Regions from separate parts of the Homo sapiens genome. Here region 2 is linked to region 1. A link is an interaction called in ENCODE POLR2A ChIA-PET data of the cell type or tissue named here. Cell type or tissue: OCI-LY7. All regions are shown on one strand. Each heading gives the region's core, and the rest is flanking DNA. Links, peaks and the distances in the headings are about the cores only. Region 1 overlaps FOXP1 (forkhead box P1). Region 2 overlaps FOXP1 (forkhead box P1).

Region 1 (4,395 bases), core at 109-4,108:
CTTGATAGTGATTATGAAGAAAGCATTTTTTTTGTAATATAGACTATTTTTCTCAGGCAATGCCAATGACAAATTTCTAGAAACATTTCTTTCCAATTTTTCCCTTGACCTATGATATTTTTAACTTTCAACAATATTACAGAATTTGGGGTGGGGTGGGGACTGTATTTCCATTTTCAGGTAACAGGTGAAAGAACGGACATTATAAAGATATTGAATCAGAAGAAAAATAATTCATGCTTACAGGTGATTACAAAAAAAAAAAAAAACAAAACAACAAATGAAAACCCATCAGTGAAGGTTATATTTGGAGCTGTATGGATAAGGCAACTCTCAAGCTAAACTTTTCATCTTTTCTACCACTTTTTCAGCTTTGTTTAATTTTTTTTTTTTTTTTTCAGACAGAGTCTCCTTCTGTCTCCCAGCCTGCAGAACAGTGGTGCGATCTCAGTTCACTGCAACCTCTGCCTCCCGGGTTTAAGTGATTCTCCTGCCTCAGCCTCCTGAGTAGCTGGGATCACAGGTGCCCGCCACCACACCCAGCTAATTTTTGTATTTTTAGTAGAGACGGGGTTTCACCAGGTTGGTCTCGAACTCCTGACCTCAGGTGATCCACTCGCCTCAGCCTCCCAAAGTGCAGGGATTACAGACATGAGCCACCATGCCTGGCCTGTTTAATCATAATTTTTAGCTTTGCCAGAAACCTCTGCTAACAGTAGGAGATGAGTTAGACATGTGGCACCACTTTGCATGAGGAGCATCTTGGATTGAGATCACTCTGTGAGATTATAGAGACCAGGAGACAGCAAATTACCACCTTGCTGAGTAGCTGCAACAGAGGCTGAATGCCCCCACAAGTAGAAAATATTTACTATGTGGCCCTTGACAGAAAAAGTTTGCAGACCCTTGATATAGATTAATGTCTTCCTTTTAAAGATTAGAAAACTGAGGCCGGGAGCAGTGCCTCACGCCTGTAATCCCAACACTTTGGGAGGCCGAGGTGGGCGGATCACGAGGTCAGGAGTTTGAGACCAGCCTGACCAACATGGTGAAACCCCGCCTCTCCTAAAAACACAAAAATTAGCTGGGTATGATGGCGACTGCCTGTAATCCCAGCTACTCAGGAGGGTGGGGCAGGAGAATCACTTGAACCCGGGAGGCAGAGGTTGCAGTGAGCCGAGATCCCGCCACTGCACTCCAGCCTGGGCAACAGAGCGAAACTCCGTCTCAAAAAGAAAAAAAAAGAAAAAAAGAAAAAGAAAAAGAAAATTGAGCCTCAGCAAAGGGAAGTGTCTTGCTGTGGCCTGATAATCCCAATTACTGGTTGGGAATCAATTCCTTCCATGCCGAAACATCTGAAACGTATGTTTGTCCTCTCTGAAATACAATTAGGTAGATCCTGCAAAGGTTTCATTTAAACAATATAGATGGTGAAATGATGCAAGTCTGATTTTTCTAGACCAAATTAAATGTGCCAGAATGCAACTACAAAAACAAATCCATATCCTTTATATATATGCATTCTAGAACCCCCCCAAGCCCCAGGTGAGACTTATCAAAAACTGATCAAAGATTCTTCACATTATGAAAAGTTCCACAAAAAACTCTGTTCAACTCAATAATAAGTCTATATCTGACAAATACATAAACTTTAGTAAAATCTGAGCAAAGGCTTTGTTCAACCATGCTGGCAGGTAACCTGTTTTTAGACAGACACAAATCTACTAAATCAAATGGAACTATTAAAGGCCAAAAATTCTAAATGAAACAAAGATGCTACTGCTTGAGAAATATCAGATGTTAAAACGACCGGCAGGATCATCTTCTGTAAGATGATCATTGCCTTTATCAGAGAGGTACTTTTGAAATCAAGTAAATATGTAGCATCCATAACCATTTTAACCGGAGTACTTTTTCACTCCCCCTCCCAAAAGCGAATTTGAGAAAATTAAATTTGGCTTTAATTCATTAAGCTACTTTAGTCTCTCTGAAAACTTCTAATTTTAAAATCAAGTACTCATTTGATTTTCAAGCAAGGTCAAGAGAACAAGGCAGCCTAGCGCTGACATTACAGGGATATGCCCCACACTGCTCAGCAGTTACATCAATGTGGCGTGTTGCTATGGTGCCTGACTGTTAATTTCTGAAAGAAGGTGATTATAAAGCCGCCAGATGAACATCAATTGGATGACACCACTTCAGCACACAATACTGACATGCGTTACTCTTGTTTGCAGCAAGTTAATTTTATGAATCACCACTTTTGTGATGTGAATATTCCTTTCTAACTTTAAACCTACCAAGTCAACAAGAAACAAATAAATTTAAAAAATAAAAATAAGTTCAGCTTCAACAAACAGAGAAGAGTTTGATAATATTTGGGGGGGAAATGTGAACCTGTAGACCATTTCTTAAGGGCAACCATTTTTCTTAGGACCTCCAAAAATACACCACATATGTCCTTACACGCAAATAAATACATGTTTATTTGACAAATACAGACCAAAAAGCAACTGAATTAAAATGCCTGGAAGGCAAAAGACACAGCCCTGGATATAACTTCACTAATCACATTTGCATTTACCTTTTTTGGCTTCTGTAAAGCAATCTTCAGTTATAGTCACCTCAAAAGGTCACGTCTTACCCTGAAAACAAAAGAGAACATCAAAATCTGAATGTCAAGAGAAGTAGCAACCACCTCTGCCAAGGACAGACACAAGGAAAACAACAAAAGCACTCAATTCTATTTAATGGCAAATGACTTTCAGGGTTAATAAAAACAAGTCCCAAGAATCTCTACTTATCTGGACCATATGCCTTTGAGCTCTTCAAGACAACAAAATTGACTTGGTGGGGAAAAGTCAAGGTGAAACATTTCAAATGTTGTGTATCAACTTTTTCTCATCTTGTTGTCTATCGATTTATTTTCATGGAGAATAATATGTGACTCATAGGCCTCTGTTTTTGGAAACCAGACTGCCACTTGAACGTGTCTCTGTTTGGTTAATATCCACAACATCTCTTATTTCATTAAAGCAAAGACTTATTTTTTTCCCCTTTTGGAAGAGAGTTAGGTCTTGTAGACAAGATGCTTTCTGCCACTTCGGACCTTTCAAAATGAATGAAAGCAGCACCATTTTCACTTTGGGGAGGGGCAGGGAGTTAATTGCTGGCGAAAGCTGTTCACAGAATGTTTTTCTCTTACCATGTATCTACCGGAGCTACTAAGTTAAATTAAAAAGGGTTCATGTCACATGAAACAAACAATTGAAATCAAGCTTCCTAAAACACAAAGAAACCATGGAACACATTTTACCCCACATCCTACTCCTGCATCTGCATACTCCCGTATGCAAAACAGTGTTTAATCCTTTAAGAAACATTACAAGCTGCCTCTTTCTGCCCATGTAACTGGGATCAACATATGGCACGAGTGAAAAGAAAAACATTTGTTTATTAATTTAGATCAAGTTACTAAGAGGGTACAGGATTCATTCCATATCCATTGACCAAATGCTCATATAATTTTTAAGGTGGCGAAATCATATCATCATTTTACCAAAATGTTAATATCTTTTTGCTCACTCTTCAGAATAGCATGTAATGAAGTGGTTTAATTTTATAGGAATATATCCCTGCTCATCCCTCTGCTGTCAGCCCTGAATGTGGAAAGGCAAACATCATTGAGAAGAGTAAAATCTTATTTCACGAGGGCTAAAAATTTGAAAGTGGCACTTTGGTGTGTACTATCTTTGAGGAATTGATCCGAGGCCAATTTATGACATTTCCACAAGCAAGTGTATGCAGATTCTTGCCATTAAGATTGGAAAAAGACGCAGGCTCTGAGTGAAATCATAATTTTCATGTTTACTGTAAGAGGAAATTGGAGGTTTTCACCATAAATTTTCACCATTTGGGTGGGGGAAAACCCTAGCTCTGGGACTTAAAATTACTATTTTGCAGCCTGACCAAAACCTTTTTGTTTTTACACAAAACAATTCAAATTGAAAATGAAAATCGTGTGCTTTACTGCTGATGTATGTCCCCAAGATTGGTTTCTCCAGTAGTGAGAAGTCTATTTCAGGGCAAGCAACGATAAGAAAGAAAAACAGAGCAAAGATGGTCAGGTCCTCAAGGTAGAGCTAAGATCTGCAGAGCCCCACTCTACACAAATCAGAGCTCAGTAGATACAAAGCGCACACAGAAATTTCTACATCTACCACTCATCAAATCTTAAATGTAAAGCAAGTGAACTTTGGCAGATCCTACTCAATTCAAAGCAAGAACGCCTTTTCCTCTCTCCTTTTTACTTGAGATGTTCTCCAATACATGCACTGTAAACTAATTTATATGTTTATCTATTGAGCTGTGTCTATTTTTGCATGTTTGGCAGTC
Region 2 (4,395 bases), core at 168-4,167, 120 kb after region 1:
TGCCTCTGCTCCAAGGGATATTCTAACATGGCTCTTGGAGTCTTCTAGACGTGCCCCAGCCCGCAGAGGGGGAGTAAGGGGAGAGGGCACGAGGAGGACAAGCGGAGCCCTGGCCTCAAAGGCACCTCTTAGGAGCCTTGCTGGGAAACACCGGGTGTGCCTAAGACAATGCCATGGGTGATGACTAAAAAGACAATCACAGAGCATGCAAAATAAAAATGATAACTTAGATGAGGCCTGTGAATTTTTAAATAGCACTCGCTGATGGATCAGCAGAATTGCATAGCTTCAGGGTTTAGTATTCAAATCCTGCATCTGGCTTCACATTAATAATCCATTACCATGTTCCCATTCAAAATACTGCATTTTCCCAGCACTTTGTTTCTGTTGTTCACTTTAAAAAATTAAGACACACTCAAAGTATCTATAATCTCACCCTAAGAAAAATCTAGGTACTTGAAAACATTAAGCTGTCATTCATATCTTAAGAGTCACCTATATCTGAACTACCTCCTCCACACGGGCATTCTGAAGAAAGAAAGGGAATCTGTGTTCAAGAAAGTAAGTATGCAATACCCCAACTCTAGGAAATTCATTCGACACGTGTCTGTATCAGACGCTCTGAGATGTTCTCAATTTAAAACCATCCTCCATAGATTACCTATTTAAAATCCCATGAAAAAACACTGAGAAATGAGGATCCCAGCAATTTTTTTAATCCAGCTAATATCTTTCAGTATAATTTTTTAATCTATAAATTGTGATTATAATTTTCACTCCTGTTGATAACAAAATATGTTTTAAGAAACCATGAGGCTTTATACAATGTAGACATAAAAACATGTTTTTTGAACCTGGGTCTTTGATGTGAGAGCCAATATTTATACAAACAAAATCTAGACTATCTGAGCAAAAAAGGAATGTAGAAATCATGGATTCCAACTCCCTGGTTTCACAGAGAAGGACACTGAGGCTGAGAGACTTAAGTGGCTTTAACGGCACAGGACATAAATGGTCCCATAACATCAAGTGAACAAAGAAAATGAGGCAGAAACAGACAGACACATCATTAGGAAGTGTAAGTGTAAGCAGAACATAACTCAATCATTAGTTGCTCTTTTTTTTTTTTTTTCTATTAAGGGCTTTAGTATCTGATGTTTGGGTCTTTGACTGTAAAATAGTCATGACCACAAACTGTCCTTAACACCACAAAACACATCATCACTCCTCAAAAAGAACCTCAGCCCTGTAACATAAAGGCAACTTTAGAAAACTGATAAAATAAACCACTTAAAGAGTAACCACTTGGTTTGTAAGTAAACTATTTGGTTTGGTTTTCAAAGAGGACTTCAAAGGGGCTCAAGATAATAGAAATCTGGGACTTCGGCATCTTTCGTCACAGGAATGATAGACCAACTACTATCAATCACCATTTGCTGAAGAAATATTTACAAATTACCTACTTTGTGCCAGGTATTGTACTCAGAGACCAAAACACAACAGAAAGAACCTGTAAAGTTACATTCTTGTCTTTTGGAGCTGGGGAGAAGACAGACATTAATCAAAATAGAAACAAAGATGTGTATAAAACCGAAAGGGATGAATGCCACAAAAAGCAAGTTATATGGGTCCAGGAGAAAATATAAGGGAGGCATTAGGATGGTCAGGGGCTGGGCACAGTGACTTACACCTGTAATACCAACACTTTGGGAGGACGAGGCAGGAGGGTTGCTTGAGGCCAGGAGTTCGAGACCAACCTGGGAAATACAGTAAGACCCCATCTCTACAGACAATTTTAAAATAAAAATTTGCCAGGTATGGTGGTGTACACCACCTGTAATCCCAGCTATTTGGGGGGCTGAGGCAGAAGAATCACTTTAGCCCAGGAGTTTGATGCTGCAGGGAGCTATGATTACACTACTGCACTCCAGCCTGGGCCACAGAACAAAACTCTGTCTCAAAACACACACACACACACACACACACACACACACACACACACACACACGCAAAAAAAAATGACGTATGGTCAGATAGGTCAGGGAAGGCTTCCCTGAGGAGGTGACAACTGAGCTGAGAGCTGAAGGATGAGCAGCAGGTAAATGGGTGAAGAGTGAAGAGGAGAGGGAGGCATATTACAGGCAGAAGGAACTGCATATGCAAAGACCCCGTGGTACCTGGAAGCAGAGTTAAGATGTGGTTGCAGCAGGAAAAAAAGGGGGCGGGGGTGGTGGCCGCATAGAAGGAGAAGAGGCAGAACTCACACTATAAAGGCCATCCTGAAATTACAGAACTTTCCCTTTATCATAAGGGTAATGGGAGGCCAGTGAAGGGACCTCGGCCTGGTAAACAGGTGAGTGGGACATGATCACATTTGCATTTTGAAAAAAAATCACTCAAGCTGATGAGCAAAGGGGAGACTGGGGCGGAACCAGTCAGTCTCTGATAAAAACAAATGTCCAATCCTATTCGCTGAATTCCTGGTATATGCAAAAAACTAGAGGAGGTCCTTACAAAATGCTCAAAGCAATTCTGCAAATACACTTCAGACCACAGGTGGAGCTGCGGCTGGAGAGAGGAGTGTGCTGAAGTCAAATGGTACAGACTCGCGACATCCTCCAGGCTGAGCCCAGTCGTCCACACGATGCAAATAAACATTTTGAGTCCCCACCTCACCCACCATGAAATTTACAGATGGTTTATTCCGGCATCTGTTTCGCATTGGCTATATTCCATGGTTATTGATTTTAGACTTCCAATTATCTCTGTATTTGAGCTTGTGGACTAAGACGTGTAAGACCCGGCACCAAAACCAAAACCATAAACCATTCCAAGTTGTCCTCCTAAAAATGAGCACTGGGCTTCTGGACTATCTTCCCCAGCAGATGCTAAGGATGGCAGAGATGAAATAATAGACCATCCACACAAGATTTTAATATCAGAACTTATCTTTCTAAAAACCACATGGAGCTTCTTGTGATTTTTTTTTCACATCTGAGACAATCTCAAAGTATTACATTTCCAGCTTTTAGGAGACAAAAATTGACTATATTTTATGTGGAGCTAAATTCCTTTCAACCAAAAGGTTGGGAAACAGTTAATGCATCATTTTTATTTTTCTATGCAGATCTACAAATGAGGACAGGCATCTTAGCTGGCCCTGGACTAGTACAAGTTTGGACAGAGCTGAGGCTGTTGGGTTTAATTTGGCCAAATAAAGGAACTCTCAACCCAACGAGCATTTGGTCCGCATAGCCGATTCACTTCATATTACAGATCGAGGACACCAGCAGTACTGTTTAGAAAAACTGGCAATGCTGTTTAGACAAACACCCCCGAGAAGACAGACTGTGGATAGGAAATGTGGTCTGTTGCACTGTTATCCTAGTTTTTTTTTTTTCCTTCTTCCTTCCCTCATGAGTGCTTTTCATGTAATTTTTACTCACGAAGTTGCCAGTGTTAATTTCTACAGGCCAAATTTGGCTCACTTATTCCTTGCCAATTCCACAGTGAAATTCTGTGTGCTTGTGGGTGTGTGTGTGTGTGTGTGTGTGTGTGTGTGTTTCCACTGAATTGCACCTAAAGCCAAAGGGATTTCTATGACCATACACTTGAGAAGAATGTAGACAGAATCACACTTCGGTGTCTCTAATGACAAAATCTGTCTCTATTAGCAAAAACAATCAAACCCTCCAAGCTGGCACAAGGCTCAACTCAACAAGATGCATGGATCCCCACAGAACCTTTACAAGGCTGTGACAGGGCGACCACAGAAAGGCCATTTGCATATTCTCCTGCACAGGAAAAATGGCAAAGCAGCATTTTTAAAAAATTTTCCCTCATGGGCTCCATAATTTAAATCTACCATTCATTTTAGGGAGCTAGGTTCAAATGGCAAGGGTAGAAAACAAAAATTTGTTTCCTATAATAATTCAATGCTGGTTCTTTTTTCTATAATTATTCTGAAGTGTTAAAAGCGGTGTATTTTCCCCTTCACTCAAAAGAGCTAATAGGGGAAGAAATTAGTAACTGTCAGAACCAACATATTTTATCATGGCCACCTCAGATCTAAACACTACTTAACTGTCAATTATCAAAATTCAAAGGTAGGATATAAATCTAAACCAAAAGATTAATTTGAGGCAACAATATTTTGTCCAGTTAGCCATTTGAGACCAATACCACTGTCACTATCGCAAGAATTAAGAAATCACAATATCACTGTCACTATCACAAAAATTACGAAAGCATCTGCCAGGCATGGTGGCTTATACTTATAATACCAGATACTCAGGAGGGTGAGGCCAGGAGTTCCAGACCAACCTCTGCAATATATGAAAGACCGGTCTCAAAAAAAAAAAAAAAAAGCCGGGTGCAGTGGCTCACACCTATTAA

The links. ChIA-PET counts read pairs that join two places held together with the same protein. Peaks named below come from ENCODE experiments on the same cell type or tissue, not always from the same donor. Only the 100,000 strongest peaks of a DNase experiment are listed, where the experiment ranks them.
Region 2: POLR2A ChIA-PET joins it to region 1 with 5 read pairs; 3 of 35 experiments call an interaction of 5 or more read pairs at or near these places.

Annotation. Positions count from the first base shown.
Region 1 is chr3:71,297,236-71,301,630 of GRCh38, forward strand. FOXP1 (forkhead box P1) reads right to left here. Exons shown (of 21, transcript NM_001349338.3): 5 at 2,585-2,645. All of the region lies in intron 3 of FOXP1-AS1 (FOXP1 antisense RNA 1), which reads left to right. Among named protein-coding and RNA genes, the nearest start is that of FOXP1-AS1, 9.7 kb to the left of the region's middle. In OCI-LY7, for the core only: no CTCF peak of the experiment used is centred there; no DNase peak of the experiment used is centred there.
Region 2 is chr3:71,414,586-71,418,980 of GRCh38, forward strand. All of the region lies in intron 3 of FOXP1 (forkhead box P1), which reads right to left. Among named protein-coding and RNA genes, the nearest start is that of MIR1284, 130 kb to the right of the region's middle. RefSeq lists an enhancer at 1-269. In OCI-LY7, for the core only: CTCF peaks have their summits at 2,563 and 2,764; a DNase peak (open chromatin) is centred at 2,546; H3K4me3 peaks cover 1,260 bases; H3K27ac peaks cover 2,134 bases.